Linked DNA regions of Mus musculus: region 2 is linked to region 1. Evidence: chromatin loops called from intact Hi-C (ENCODE). Cell type or tissue: left cerebral cortex. All regions are shown on one strand. Links, peaks and the distances in the headings refer to the core of each region. The heading gives the core; the rest is flanking DNA.

Region 1 (8,338 bases), core at 252-8,251:
ATAACCAATGGTCCATACCCAGTTGAATATATTGCCAGGGAATTGATCAGACCTATCTTGCTGAAGGTGAAGTGTTTACATGACACAGGTACCCTCTGTGAGGCAGGGCAGCAGACTCACCCATGCTTCAGCCACCAGCAACCCAATCTGCACCTCCTTAGGTCAAGCATCAGCTCAGCTAGGCAGTCACAGAATTGCATGAAATTAATTGACAATGTCATTCAAAGCCCAAATCACAGTGATAGATGGATGCTATTCACAACGTAATCTGATTCCTAATTTTCAATTCAATTTGTTTGTTCCAAGGGAAATTAACATGCGCTAGGAAAATAAATAAATATCTTTAAAGGCCTTCTCATATTATAAACACAACACATTCACGTGAGCCTGTGCTTCCTGAATGACTGTCCAAGGGCCAAATACAGACCTAGAAACCTGGGTTTATTCAGTCTCCACTGCTGAGATTTTAGACGTGTTACACTCAATAGGCTTTGAGGGAAGATTAAAGTATAGTGACAAAATAAATGGAGCTAGATCCCACAGTTTCAGAGAAAAATATTGGAGGAACTCAAATAAGCCTATTAAGTTCCCACATGAGGTTGTGTGTGAGGGTGCAGAAACCAGGTCTTTTATGTTTCAGGTCTGACCCTAAACAGATCTTCTGAAGAGCAGAAGTGAGTAAGAGGAGCCCAGAGGAAGCTCTCTGAACCAGCAAGACCCTCAGAGGCCAAATAGCTCAACCCAGCCCCAGCCTGTCACTCACATAGTCTGCAGAAATTCCTTATCACGGCATCTCACACAAGCTGTTGGCCAGCTGTGGTGTGTGAACATGGAGACAGGGATGGAGGGTCCTGGAAGACAGCCCCTGAGCCCACACCAGGGAAAAATGATTAAATCCTATCTATCTTCATGGCTCTCACAAAGGCGCATCCTTACTCTATGGCCTTTCTTCTCTGCAGAACACCCACCCCTTATGCTTTTCCACTGGTCAATCCCCACTTATCCCCAGGCTAGGGAACTCTGCAGTTAATGAGAATTCTTATGATGTGGTGTGTGGTAAGAAGACCCTTGAGATAGGAAGTACCCAAGCCAATTCTGCATGAACACAACTGGAGAATGCTGAATTGGAAAACAAGACTGAGGTTTCATATTCACAGAGAAAACAAAGCTATTATGGTGCCAACTCCATGTCCTGACATGCGCTCAAAACACCTACTGTCTTTATGATAGACTGAGCCTGTGCTGGACATCACTGCTCACTAAAGGCTCAGAAGTTTGCTTTGCTCACCCTTCACCCCCTGCCTGGGGGCACAGAAGAGTTTGGTATTTATGAGTAAATGGAGGGATGATGGTGGTAGTTAGGGGGTTAGGTGGGTCTTTATAAATAGCCTAGGATAGGTTAAAATAAATATTTTAAACTTTAGCACAATGAAAATATTTTAGAGATACAACTAAAAAAAAAATACCTGGAAACTCAACAGACTGTCTACAAGTGAAAACGACAGACAAATGACTAGACCAAGTGCCTAGTACTAACTTAGAGCTTTGCAGTAGTCGTGCCTGGCTGGCGGGTGAAAGGGTCTTTATCCACCTTTGAAATCAAGATCTTTACACAATTGTACAGTGCTATCCTGCTCCAGTTCTAAGGTCCTAGTGAATGTCTGCTGTCAGCATGACACTCTAGGGAGTCCCTGTTCCCAGGTCGGGCTAGCCTGTGACATATCTCTGATGGATTGTCTTGACTGGTGATCGATGTACAGGAGTTTGGCCAACTATAGGTGGCACCATCCCTCCATCCCTAGACAGGTGGCCCTGATTTACTTAAGAAGCCTAGCTGAGCATGAGCCAGAAAGTCAGTGAGTAGAGGTCCTCTGTGGCTTCTGGCTCTACTCCTGCTTTGACTTCCTTCAGAGCCCAACTGTGACCTGAAATATAAGCCAAATGAACCATTTCTTTCCTGAGATGCAGCATAGAAGCAAACCAGGACCATAATGGGCCACACAAAAATCATCTGTCAACCTGAAAACCTGCCTCTGAACATCGCAGAAGCTTGTTCAAAACTGCCCAGACCTGAAAATCACCAAAATGTCTAAAATTTGTGAACTGATAAACCCACTACAGTACATATAGCAGAATATCACATACAAGGCACAGGCACAAGAGCAGACTGTTACTAAACAGCTAGGCTTAGATAGACCCACACACCAAGTTCCAGCTGAGACGCTAGGATGGACAGAAGAGGAATGTGAAGGCCTCTGTAGGGCTTGAAGCTACTGGAACCCAGAAGGCCAGAAGAGCAATCCCGAGCCAAGGCTGGACTAACCAACCTGCAGCTACTAGCACTGAGTTGGGGGCCCAGCCTGGCAGCAGAACATCCCTGCCTGAGTTTGTCTGCCCTGGCTCACTCACCTGCTGAGCCACAGAGACTAAGGCTCCTTCAACATGAAATGGCGTCTCTCCCCCAGTGTCATTTTGAGAGGATTAATTGCGTTTCTGGGAGTTGGAGAAATTGTGTTGCAGTTGAAATACGGGTGCTGATTGCCTAGCTGGGCCCATTCAGGAACCTTCCTCTGCTGTTATTAAGTGTGGAGGACTTCGAGAGGCCTCACGCAGAGGTCTGAACTTATCCTTACCCTGTTGGGCACCTGCTGAACTGGGAGGCTGACTCCAAACTCAGAGAGCCCAATTAAGCCCTGATTGCAACCCCAACCTTTGCCTCCTCTGAGGTAATCAAACCCCTCCCGTTACTCCCTAGGTAGATGGCAGCCTGAATCAACAGGTGTACCACGTGAGCGCTATCAGCTTGCTGAGCCTCTAGAGCTGACTTCCAATTTCAGAGAGCCCAGGGAGGGGGAAGAAAAAAAGGAGAGGGAGGAAGGAAGGAAGGAGGTAAGCAGGCAGGTGGGGAGGGAAGAGGAAGAGAGGAGGGAGAATGGACAGGAAGGAAGGAGAGACAGGGAAAGAAAGAAGGAAGGAGAGGAAAGAAGGAAGCTGGAAGGGAGAGGGGTAGCCCAGCAGCCTGCTCACAGGGGCTGTCTTGAGACTTGTTGCCTAGATTCATGGACAGATGTTGGTAGGATTAGGACTAGAAATGTCTGGCTTGTCTCTAATTACAGAGCTGGCACTCTTCATTCTCTTAAAAAATGGGATGTGGGGGTGTTTGGGGTTTTGTGGGTTTTAAGACAGAATCTCAGGCATCCCAGGTTTGCCTCAAACTCACTGAATTGATAAAAAGAAAATGACCTTGATCCTCTCTCTGGTCCTTCTGCCTCCACCTCCCAAGTGCTGGACTTGCAGGCATGCACCAACACAGTTAGTTGGTTTATATGTGTTGGGGCTTGGACCCAGGTTTTTGTGCATGCTAGGAGAGCACTCTACCCACTGAGCCACAGCCAATAAAATAGTGGGGTTTGTTGTTGTTGTTTCATTGTTTTGAATGCAAGTCAACATCACTTAGCACTTAGCAAAATGACAGTCTGAAAAGATGCTTAGGGTCCCCTCTGAGACCTGTGAGTATGCTGGACCACTGTAAGCAGAAAGAAGTGTGTAGCGCTGGGTTAGATCTGAGATCTAGCAATTAGCCTGACTTGCTGTCTTGGTAACATAAGACCAAAATGGTGCTTACAAGAGGGCCACTGGAGAGGAAGCAGAATGAGCCTCCTCCCCCTCCTTCCTCCCTTTTTGATTCTAAGGTCACTCTCAGAAGGTCAGGAACAGAGAAGTGTACCCATTCGAAGACCCCAAGATCAGTGGTCAGTATCAATCTGGAAGATGCTACTCTCCTGGCTTTAAGGATAGAAGAAGAAGCCATGGGCCAGGAAATTCAAGTAACCTCTAAAAGCTGGGAAACTTGTGAAGATGCATTGCTTCTGGAAACTTCCAGAAACACCCAAGGCTGCTGGAACCCTGATTTGAGGACCGCACATCTCTGAAACTTTGTAAGGCCTGAGATAGGTTATTAGAGGCTGCTAGACTTCTGGTATTTTGTGAGGAGCCGAGGAAGCCCTGAGGGGATGAAGTCCTGAGGGATGGTGTATTGTTTGACTTGGGTAGGTCACATAAAGACCCGTGAGAACAGAGTCTTTCCCACTGGGGTGAGGCTCAGAGGGATGGAAAGCCTTCCTCTGGCCTGCCTGAGAGTGTCGACAGTGTGTACAAACACTGATGATGCTACCCCATCAGAGTGTCTGTGTCCCACCTGGCTACAGATTTTCTATATGTCTGTTTGCCTGTCTTTCCTTTTTCCATCACCTTACCTAGTCTGGTTTCCTGGTCAAGGCCAATGCTGTGCACAGCACAGAAGGGTTTTACTACAGATACAATAAAACAAGCATGTTTCAAGATGAGATTACAGGCTCCCTCTGCAGCTGCTACTGCATTGCCGAGGCCTTTGAGATGGTTCACCCAGTAGAGGCACCTGCCACCAAGCCCACTGAGTTGATCCCTAGGACCCACAGGATCAAAGAAGAGAATGTGCTCCTCCAGGTGACCCTCTGACCTCTGCACTCATATGGTGGCATGCACATATCCACACACATGTGCACAAAATTCAATAAAGTTAAAAAGCCCTTCTGTATCTTCCAAGAAAGTCAGTTGAACTCCACAGACCTTCATTTGTAATCCTAAAATGGTTGTATCTGTGATCTGTGGGTGTTCTCAGTGCTCTGCTGAGATAAGAACACATCACAGAGGAATGTGTGTGAGCCTGAGTGCATTGCACAAACAGATCATGCAATCTCTCAGCAACAGTGCTTGTGTATCTGTCCCCAGCTACCAGAGTGTCTGAGACCTCACAGTGAACAAACAGCCCTCACCATCACCAGCTTCTCTCATGTTCAGAGGGTGGCCATGTGCCCTTCCTACTTAGCCTAGGAGCAGCCTCCATTGGGAGTACAGAAGAAGTAGAGTGTTTGCCTAGCATGCACAAATCCTGGTTCCCTGATCCAGAAGAGAAAATCGTGGTCGTTATCATTGTCATCGTCGTCGTCGTCATCATCATCATCATCATCACAGCCTCCATGAATATTTGCCAGTTCTGAGCTGACTGCTGAGGAAATATATTTGCCCAGCCTAAGGTGACACTTCTACCTGTGGAGGCCTCCTGCTGATGCCAACGCTTCCAGTGAGGAAATCTGCCATCTACAGGTTTAACAGATAAGAGCTCTCAAGCCAGCTGCAGAATCCTTAAAGGGCCTGCAGAGATGACTAAGCAGGAGAGGAAGGCCTGCTCCACAGAAAGCTACCTAGGTGCAGAGACAGAGCATAGGAGATTCTTGAGTGGTCCCTGCAGGATGGGACTGAGAAGGGAAGAGGGCTGACAGAGGCAGGAGGGTGGGGAAACACAAGTTTCTCCACAGCTGACAACCCAGAGCCTCCTAACCACACCTACTCTTTTTTGCCTGTGGACCCACCTAGCAGTGGCACTAAGGGCTTATGCATCATCTCAGTTGCTATGGAAACCTGCGGCCTCCTCCAGCAGAGACATTATGGTTTTAGTGAGCTAAACCAAGTAACTGTAGCCCATGGGCTATAAAGCCTGGACAGCAAGCTAGTGCTGAATGCCTCAGCTTTTGTTTTTACAGAGTGCTGTTTCTTTTATAGGAGGATGAAGGCTTCAGGGCAGAGGTCATTAAAGGACACTTCACCCAGATTTCTGGGGCTCTGGGACTGTATTTGGTCTGAAGCCCACCTCACCTTGGGCCCCACCCTCAGATCCAGGAACAAAAGACAACCAGAGAGGTGATTCTTAGATCTGGTTAACATAAAACCAAAGAAATAGCCGGGCGTGGTGGTGCACACCTTTAATCCCAGCACTTGGGAGGCAGAGGCAGGCATATTTCTGAGTTCGAGGCCAGCCTGGTCTACAGAGTGAGTTCCAGGACAGCCAGGGCTACACAGAAAAACCCTGTCTCGAAAAAGCAAACAAACAAACAAACAAATAAATAAATAAAACCAAAGAAATTCCCCTTTAAAGAAGGCATTCTCCACCCCTCTCTAGAACTTGCTCACGTGACAGGAATTTTCTTGTCATCTAGATACTTAAAACCAAATCAAAATTTGGCCTAGGTCACTCACTCATCAAATGATTGCAATATTATTTTCTTAAGATTTATTTATTTATTGTATGTGTGTGAGTACACTATAGTTGTCTTCAGACACACCAGGAGAGAGCATCAGGTCCCATTACAGATGGTTGTGAGCCACCATGTGGTTGCTGGGAATTGAACTCAGGACCTCTGGAAGAACAGTCAGTTCTTAACTGCTGAGCTCTTAACTGCTGAGCCATCTCTCCAGCCCAAGCAATACTATTTAATTTATGTTTCTGATGGGAAACCTGGATAAAAAATAGAAAACTGAATGGGTTAAGATTGTAGGATAGCCATCAATGGCTGTAGAAGTTGGCGAAGATCCAAGTAGAAAAGGATATAGGCAGCTTGTGGAATAAGACCTGGTGTGTGTGTGTGTGTGTGTGTGTGTGTGTGGTGGGGTGGGGTGCATTGGGTGCACAAACAGGAAGGAAATGAGTGTTGTTACTTTATTTCATTCATCTTCCACATCTAATTTTATTCAGTTAAATAAATGCATTGTTTGTGTAAAGATGGAAGAAATGTATGCTTTCATGTTTAAAGATACGTGTATAAAAAAAAAAAAAGGCCTGGTTACAATAACAAGCTTTTACACTATGACAAATACTGTGGCTGAAAACATCCTTGGCTTCCCCTTGCTTGACTGAATGCCAGAAACAAGAGAAAACAAGTGTATAGGGCTATGATGTGGAAAATCTCCATTTCTTCAACAGTATTACCATCACCTCTGACCCCCAGTAAGCATTAACAGAGTCTTCTGCGAGGAGCCAATGTAGCCTCAGCTTGGGGCTGAGTATCCGGGACTCAGGCCTCATACACAAAATCCAGTCACTCAGAGAAAGCAGGCTGTTGCCAGGAAAGTGGTAAGACACTGTGCGCTCTTCCCAAATCCGCTCTGTGCCCAGGTGAAAGAGAAAGGGTAATACTGGGTTTTGAACCTAAACTGTCCCCAGGGATTCATGTGATTAAACACTTGTTCTCCAGCTGGTGCTAGAGACTCAGTACAGGAACTTGGTCACTGAGGATGAACCTAAAGTTTTATAACCTGGCTCTACCTACTTCCTGTCTGCATTCTGTATTGTGACCAGCTACCTCATGACCCTACTGCCACACTTTGCCCACCAGTTGAACTGTAGCCTGCCAAACTAATAAAACATCATTAAATCAGACACAGATAGTCAAAACATGATTATGAAGAGGACTCAAGATGGCCTAAGATAACCTGACTCTGAATCTGCAACATCTAAACACTCTACAAACCAATCGCCCTTGTACAATCTTCCACAAAGGTGCTGAACCATGGATGTTTCTTAAGGAAGCAGATGCAGACATTGTTTCAGAGAAGATCAGATCTGTGAGCAACAGCATATGGTGCCATCCACATCGAGGGACACAGATGCCCCTTTGGGTAGGTGTTGCATGCTCGTTGATCTCCGTGAGCTGTAAGCATGACAGCCTGAGCCCAAGAGCATGGGATCGTGTTCCTGAACCACATAGCTAGCTAGAACAAGGAGGTAGCTTTAATACAAGTGTGAAGGAGGTTTTCTGCATGGAGCTGGCATCTGATTTGGACATTCTGTCAGTGGCAAGGCTACTACAGAAAAACAAAAGGAAGTTCCAGAATGAGAAAAGAGCATCTGAGGTGGGGATGGCCAACCATGGCCCACAAGCCACTTGTGCCCTGGGATCATCATGAACACTGCTTTGCACAACCTCTTAAAGGTACTTAAAACAGTATGAGTTTTTTTGTGGATTACTTTGTAGCTCGGTTGCACGATTTTTAAGGTAAACCTTGTCAGTAACAATGTTGCGTCCCAGTGCCACACAAAGTAAACATATGTATACTCCTGAAACCTCCGACCAACATACTACACACTTCTGGAATTAACATATGGCCCCAGAGAGTTCTTTATCCAATGTGCCCCCAGAGAAGCCAGAAAAGGTTGACCACCCCAGGGATACATACTGAAGCCTTCCACGTGTAAGATCTGAACACACACATTTTGGGAATTGACAGAAAATATACATATCTGGATACATTTTGAAGGTGTGTGATTGAGCTACAGGCCTCATCTCCACTAGGGGTGCAGTCCATACCCTGTCATGCACTCTCATCTCTTCTCCATCTGTGTATTACACATACCCATCACTGATGCTAGCTAGCAGACAAGCTGGACAGAGTAGTCCCTTCTCAAGTCCCCAGGCCCTTCTCAGTTATGAGAGGTTTTTCAATTTGTGGCAAAGTCACCAGC
Region 2 (8,338 bases), core at 181-8,180, 74 kb before region 1:
CAAAGAAAGACTGCCTCAAACCAACAAGTAACAACAGCAGAAGTCACCTCCCCAAGCAGGTACACCCCAAACTAGAAGTACAAGCTCAGATTTCCTCTCTCATTCTCAGTTTCTAGTCATAGAAAATGGGGTCAGGGTGGCTGTTCTTCTCATCTTAGATGACTACTGAGGTGACTGGAGGAGACTGGCCCAGCTGCACCTACAATGAGCATGGACAAGACAGAGTCTTGTCTAAAGGGTGTGTTCAGCTTAAATTGAAGCCAGTCACTGCCATATATCCAGCTTCAGCTACAAAGAGCAGAGACAGCCAAGGATGTAGCAGTAGCCCTCCTATTCCTTCCTCGTGGCTGCCAGAATCCTCAACAGGGACATGGAGATGGGTCTGCTAACCTCAGCCAGCATAATGGTTCCCAGGAGCTTGAAGGTGCGTAGGACAAGCTGGGAAGGGTGTAAGAGTCCCTCTGGATCATCTGGGCTGTCCTCTATCTGAATGTGGAGTACATAAGGATTATATGCACATGTAAATTCATCAGTCTGTACATACAGGGCTGGCATTTCCTATACACTTCAACTCCTTGTAAAGAACCCAAGAAGATAGCCAAGTCAGTCTCTTCAAATCTCCTAGTTTAATGGAGAATTTGAATAATAATTAAAGTTTCCTGAAATTGACTATATCATTAAAATTGACATATTAATTCAGTTAAATGTATAGGTACATTGTGCATATATGTTTGTGTGGTGTGTGTGTGTGTGTGTGTGTGTGTGTGTGTGTGTGTGTGTGTGTGTGTGAGAGAGGGGGGGGGTAGAGACAGAGAGATCCTTGGGGGCATAGGTCTGTGAGCTATATGTTTCATAATTTTTATTGATTCTTTACAAATTTTACACCACACACCCCAATCCCACTCATTTCCCAGTCCTTTCATATCCACCCTCCACCCTTGCAACCTTCCCTCCCCCAAAAATAAATAAAAATTTTAAATTAAAAAAATCTTACTGTGGATTCTTATTATGTCACCATGTGTCACACAGTATACCCTTTACCCCAAACAGCTTCTCTTGCAAATGTTCATTGCAATGAGTAATTGGTCTGGTCCGAGGCCTCTGTCTTCTGCCACACTATCAATACTGGGTCTCATTGAGATTCCCCTCAGACATCGTACTGTTGCCCTGAGCCACGGAGATCCTACAGCTGTGGTTCTGCAGGACTTGCCCCTTAATGCTTTGCAGCAGCTCATAGGTGGGCAGATGTTAGAGTGGGCCAGCTCAAACTTCTGGATCTGGGTCTTGGTGGTAGTTGAGTTGGCCAGCCTGCCAGCTCTCCCATGCCCATACCACTAGCAGTCACAAAGCAGTACTAGAGTAGACATACTGTAGCATCTGACACTGGACATACTTGAGCCGTGACAAATTTCCATCTTTTTCAACAGGCACCTTTTGGTGCCACATAGACTGCTGCTCAGTGACAGCTTGTCCAGCCTAGGAGGAACTTCTTCATGAACTCACTACTCATCCCCAGTCAGATTGGTACCAACACTATCCTTCCAACACCTGGATGGATAAGCCTAGGCTCAGATAGGTCCAGAACAGGAACTCGTTCAGGCATACCGTCACTTCTAGATAGAGAGGAATTGGGATTTCAAAGCACTCAGAGAGGTGAGTGAGGGGTCTGTGTCCTGACAGGTGTGCCATGGGCCTTGGCCATAGCAAATATGGCCAAGACTGTGCAATCAGACCCTGGCATGCATCTTTTCTGGTTCACCTATTCAGATGGCTTAGCTGCTGTCCCCAGAGAATGTGACACAGAGCCACTGGGATGTGTGAGTGACTTGAAGCCCATCAAGAGGGATGTCTGTGAATAGCCAGCAGGTAGCCAGCAAACACAAGCACAGGGATTGTTATTACTGCCACAGTTCTCTCATATCTGTGGTTGGTAAAGTTCTACAGCTTGAGGTGAGAATGGAAGGCAGAGGAAAGAGTGAATGGTCAGACCAAAAAGAAAAAAAAAATAGGAAAGCTGGGAAGGCCACCTTGATACAAAGGTTGCTGGAAAAGAAGGAAGAAAAATGCCCTAAGGTTTCCTTCCAAGTCACACTACCTCAGCTTAAGGAAAAGACAGTTCAGATGGGCCTATACTTATCTCAGACACATTTTAAAATGTTTAATTTAAAAACTAAGCAAAGACTGGCAATGTAGCTTAGTGCTGGCCTGCCTGCCTAGCATGCACAAGGCTCTGGGTTCAATCTTCCATAACACAACAAATGAATAAATGAGCATTTTTTAAAAGCCAAGAGAATACTTAAATGACAAAAATAGAGACTGTTCTGGAGAGTGTGTGTGTGTGGGGGGGGGGAGTGTACAGTTTAGAATAGAAATGCTGGCTTTCTTTTGTAAAGCTTGCTAAGAGGAAAACAAAGAGAAAATGAAGAAGAGGGAGGGAGGGAGGAAGGGAGGGAAGGAGGGAGGGAGAGGAGGAGAGAAGGAGGGAGGGAGGGAAGGAAAAGGAGGGGGGAGAAAAGGAAGGACGGAGGGAGGGAAGGAAGGAGGAAGAGAAAAAAGGAAGAGGGAGGAAGGGGAGAGGAAGTGAGAGGAAGGGATGAAGAGAAGTGGGAGAGGAGGGATGACGGGAAGGATGGAAGGAGGGAGGGAAGAAAGGAGGGAGAGAAGGAGGGATGGAAGGAGAGAGAGACAGAGGAAGGGGAGGGAGGGAGGGATGAAGAGAGGGAGGATAAAGAGGAGGAGGGATGAAGAGAGGGAGCAAGAGGAGGAGGGGGAAGGATGGAGAGAAGGAGGGATGGAAGGATGGATGGAAGGATAGAGGGGGAGGAAGGGAAGGAGGGATGAAGAGAGGGAACAAGAGAAGGAGGGAGAGAAGGAGGGAGGAAAGGAAGGAAGAAAGAAAGGAAGGAGGGAGAGGAAGAATGGAACAGATGAAGGGTTTTTTAAACCATATTTAAGAAAAGAAAGATAAGGAGTGTATAATGTCTTATTTTTAAAAACAAAATCCTGTTCCTTCTCATTCATTTTCTCTCTCTCTCTTTCTCTCAACATACAGAAAGAAGAAGAGAGCTTATAATGGGTAAAAATGTTGTACACTGAAAAAAAACTATATATATATATATATATATATATATATATATATATATATATATAACCTGTATGGCTGAAGTAGGTAAGTAGGAGAAAAGAAAGGAAGAAAATAAATAAATATATAAAGGATTCATTAAGCAAGAAGCTGTGTGTGTGTGACACAGCTCACTTCTATGCCCACAAACTGTTGTCTCTGTAGTAGTGTATCACTTCCTGTCTATTAATTTGAATTTTTAAAGATTTTTTTCACTGATTAAAATGTCTGAAATTAAACTAAATGGCAATAAAAGTAAAAATTAAAGTGTTTTATGGAACATGGCCAGGTTTGTGTGCCACGGCAGAAGGATACTGCCTTAGTGCATATGGTAGACCAGAGATCCAGGACACTCTTGCCTCCGCTGCTGACTTGCCTCGTCCTTTTGTGGAATGCAGCGTCTGTAAGGAGAGGACACAGCTACCTTCTTCCACAGCTGCAGGCTCACATTCCCATTGTCCCACAGGGTTTGTCACCTTCCATTTCTGTCACCCCATCCTCCCAAGAGCCTGAAACAGCCTGGTAGATTCACACTGCCTTCAATTCCCCATGCTACTGAACCTCCTTACAAAAGCCCCAGGACGGCGTGTGATTCTGTTGAAGGAGGTTCTCCACCAAAACATCCAGAAAGATATATGGATCCTATGATAGAACATATCTATCAAGATACAAATAGGCTGTAGGGGAGGGCAGAGAAAGGGAGAGATTTGTTATAGGGTTCTGGCTTTCATGATCCTGGAAGTCTTGCATCCTGTCCTCTGAAGGCTGAAGACCCAAGAAATATTTTCAGTGCATAGACAGATAGAGAACTCTCCCAGTTCAAGTTACCAAGCAGAAAGTGGATTGAACCTTCCTCTGCCTTTCTGTTTCTTTCATACCTCAGTGCTTTAGAGAGCTCATCACACTGAAGAAAACCATCTGTTCCACTCAGCCCACAAATTCAAACTGCTAATGCCTTCTGGAAATGTCTTCACCTACCTGGGCACCTCATGGCCCAGGAAAGTTGACCTAAGAAAATAACCAACATAATCCTCCATCACTCTGGCTTCTCCACTCCCGTGGGAAGGATACATCACATGATGCCAGAGGCATTGAGTCAAAGCCCCACAGAAATAGCTCTCAAAGTCAGAGTACATGGTTATAGGAAATGGTCCTTGTTTACCGACCTTAACTGGAAAAGACCTTCAATGATGAAGCTGGTTCAGAGACTGGGAGGGATATTGAGATAGTAGAGAAATAACACAGGATGTAAGGAGAGCTGACAGAAGCAAATGAGGGAGAGAAAGAGGAAGGCTAGGTTCAAAGCACATGTCCTTATCTTGCCCAAGGGCTCTGATTAACACTTACAAAAGAGTCAAATTAGAGTAACTGAGGGCAGAGATCCCCCAGATGGTGAAGGCAGTTGAGGTGGGAGCAGAACACAGCAGTGACATCCTTACATTGATGCCTGTGCCATTTTATTACAACTTAAGTTTTAAGCAGAAGCTCTAAATATTTGTAAGACATCTTAAACTCTCTGTTATCACTAGTATAGGAGTAGTTCCTACTGGCTAGCTTTTATACTACTGGTTGGTGTGCAGGATGCTAAGAGAAAAAGGTATTAATAGTCTTTCTCAGCTGTGAACCCTGTGAACCACAGTGACAGACATGGAAAGACACACCCAGGGTCACAATAGTGACATGAATGTTTTGGGAGTAACCAACTTCTTTTTAAGTGGATTTAAGGCCTTTAGATGTAAGTGGATGTGGTAGAAACATGTGCCTGGTGCTGTAAATCTGGCTAAGAACTCATATTTGGGAGCTCACTGGCCTCTTAGGTGAAGATACTACTATTATAATGATAAGTGGTCATAATATCAACTGCCCTCGGCCATAGATTCCTGCAGCTCTCAGACCTTATCAAGACGGTGTAACTAATGCAGAAGCTCACAACTAGGCAAAGTCTCTATGGAGGGCTCAACCACAAATGGGCATTTATATTATTCTTCCTGGGAAGGGGCAGGAACCATTGCAAGAAGAGGGTATTAAAAAGATTTTAAGAGCCAGAAGTTTGGAAGAACCAACATGAAACTTATCTTGGGGTCAAGACTGAATGGCAGCACTCATGAACTCACAGCAGCTGTGGATGCCTTCACAAGACCCTCACAGGATCAAGCCAGTTATCATTCTAGATTGGAAAGAGCGGGAGTGGTTCACAAGCCCCAACCCTTGACTGGAAATCTGTGGACAGTTGATGGCTCCTGGCTCAAAGTAAGTTCTCTTTTCCCCCAATAGGTCAAATATGACCCAGTGAATGGCCCCACTCTCAGGAGTAAATGAACAGCATAAATTGGATGCAGTGGGTTATTTTAAAAATAATAAAAAAAACACAAAGTTGAAGGGCAGGGAGGTGGGGTCAATCTGGGAGGAGGGAGAATAGTGGAGAAGTGAAATTAGTCAAAATACCTTCTATAAAAGTCTCAGAGAATTAATAAATATATTTTAAAAGCCCATCAGCTGGGGACTGAGCCTTCCACACATGAGCCTGCAGGGGCCATTTTTTAGATTTAACTCACAACGGTAATGAGACCTCTCCAGAGACAGGACTGGAGTATTGAAATGGAATCTTATTTGATTGCCAGCACTATCAGTAGACTTTGCTGTTTAAGATAAGCACAACCCATTTCATCTTCAGCAAATCCTTCTGAAACAAATGAACTATCTCAGCACATCACAGACAACTAGGTCACCTGTTCAGCCATTAGCAATGATTGGTGAGAGCCTGATACTTCAGGGACCATGAGCACACAACAAGGTACATGGGAACCATGAACACACAGGGTATATCAGGGACCAGAGCATGAAGGGTTCATAGGTGAACAGAATTAACAACTGCTTCTCTAATGATATGTGTAGTCAAAATTATACTTGTTGAGGGGTGGCAGTCACCACATCCAGCTAATGGCTGCACATCAACCAGCACAGATACAACATTTCCACTACTAAGAAGAACTACTTGGGATGACCTCAACCCAGATCCTCCCACAGTTCCAAAGACACAATCCTGGATGTTGAGTCTAAAACTCTGAAATCTTGGATCCCCAAACTCACAGTCCTGAAAGGTTAGGATCCCAAAGGTTGAAATCTTGCAAGCCTGAAACTCCAAATTATAATCCACTGGAAAAGAAAACAAGGGACTGGGTGGGGGTGGGGGAGAGCTGTTCTGATTTTACTCCCTTGCTGTGACAAAAGACCTGAGCTGAAAGCAGGTTAGGGAAGGAAGGATGAGTTGGCTTAAAGTCTGAGTTGTAGCCTATTATTGAAGGGAAGTCAAGGCAAGCCCTTGCAGCAGCTCATCACATCATACACATAGTCAAGAATAGGGAGAAATGATTGCAGAGACACTGCCCGCTGACAGCTTCCATCCCTCTTCTCCTGTCTCAGCTCAGAGCCCTCTGCTTAGAACTGCCCACACTGGGCTGAGTCTTCCTACATCAACTTAACTAAGACAATCCCCCACAGACATGGCCATAGGCCAATTTGATTTAAGCAATTCCTTCTCTTCCCTGATGATCCTAGGTTGTGACACATTGACATTTAAAATGAACCAGCCTAGGGGCTGTGCAAGAGGAGAAGAAAACTGAATTCCAGGTTAACCACTGACTACATATTCATCAAGGATGAAAACTGTAGTTTTATGGTTCTGTGTCCACCTTGGCTTCTCTCCTGATAAATAAATATTCCTTCTCGTAAATTAAAACCTCTTCTCATTCATCTAATCAAGAACGTTATTGACTAATTAAAAAAATACTTAAGCACACTATAATAAGGAAACACAATGTGCAGCTGTTTGGTGGATACCTAAGTTGGAAAAAGACTTTTGGGGACTCCTTGTTTGCTTTAGACGCTTCGTTGCTGACTTGACTTTCTCAGAGTGCACTATTGTAACGTTCATCTGAGGGTGGAACTGCACATGCCCACACCATTTTCAAAGCCTCTTCAACACATGAAGATATCTGTACATCCACCTCTGCGGATGATAGTACTTCTCAAAATCTTGGGTTTGGAGTTGCTGCACAGGAAGTTACCTTATCAGATAAGCTTGTGATCCTTCTTGCCAATAGACTGAAGCTGTCTGTCACATATTTCAAATGACCTCAGCCACACACCTGTATGCACAGTGCCTCCAGCCACAGGCACATACCTGTACACAGCCATACCAGACAGAGGCACACATGTGTACCCAGCTTCCAACCACATAGAAATACTTGTGCACAGCCTCAAGCCAAGAGCACACACCTGTGCACAGCCTCCAGACACAGATACACATGTGTAAACAGTCTCCATCCACAGACAGATGCTCATGCACAGCCTCCAGCCACAACTACACATGTGTACACAGTCTCTAGCCACAGCACACATATGTACACAGTCCCCAGCCATAGGCATAGATATGTACACAGCCTCCAACCAAAGGTATACATGTGTACAAAGCCTCAAACCACAAACAGATGATTGTATACAGTCTCCACCTACATGCACACACCTCCAGCCACAGGCACACATGTATACACACTTTGCTTCGGGACCTATTTCTCTGCAGTCACAGCCATTCAATCATAACTATTAGACCCACACGACATTAGACATAGTGTACATGCTTGTGAAGTGACACATTATTGTTTCCTATTTTGTTTTGTAAATTGACCTAATGTTTGTTTTTTTTTCTCTATGTTTCCCATACAAATCCCCCTTTGAAAATGTAAATATATGCCTTTTAAAAATGTTAAATTATTTTTTCCAAAATTATATTTTCAATATTTTTGCCTTTTGGGATTTTAATTCTCAAGAATCTTGATCTTTAAGGGTTATAGTCTTTAAAACTGTCCCTTTTGAGAGTGTGACCCAAATTCACTCTGGATACTTTTCAGAGACCTAAAAGCCAGAGAAGTTTTCTTGAAATATCAAAAACTTTGCTCCTTATTCTAACTGATGCAAAAGAAAGACTCTCAACATTTCCCATTTAAAAAAATCAAAATGAATGTTTGCAAGATGAATGACTATACTTCTCATTTCTTCTTCCTCAGGGCAAGAAGTCCATCTGGGCCTCTTTCTCTCTTGCTCCTTCAGATAACCAATGCCCACTGAGTACAGCTTGTAAGCATGAAGCCATAACAAGATCACACCAGAAATTATTCAGAGTGTTTAATTTTACATACACAGGTAAAGCTTCTAGTT

Evidence for each region. A loop is a pair of places that touch in the nucleus more often than their neighbours do. Peaks named below come from ENCODE experiments on the same cell type or tissue, not always from the same donor. Only the 100,000 strongest peaks of a DNase experiment are listed, where the experiment ranks them.
Region 2: a loop joins it to region 1, with 2.6 times the contacts of the local background. A loop is called at or near these places in 2 of 42 quality-filtered maps.

The regions. Positions count from the first base shown.
Region 1 is chr16:97,247,987-97,256,324 of GRCm38, forward strand. No RefSeq gene overlaps it. Among named protein-coding and RNA genes, the nearest start is that of Dscam, 81 kb to the left of the region's middle. In left cerebral cortex, for the core only: a CTCF peak has its summit at 5,134; DNase peaks (open chromatin) are centred at 5,200 and 5,408; H3K27ac peaks cover 282 bases.
Region 2 is chr16:97,173,837-97,182,174 of GRCm38, forward strand. No RefSeq gene overlaps it. Among named protein-coding and RNA genes, the nearest start is that of Dscam, 7.3 kb to the left of the region's middle. In left cerebral cortex, for the core only: no CTCF peak of the experiment used is centred there; no DNase peak of the experiment used is centred there.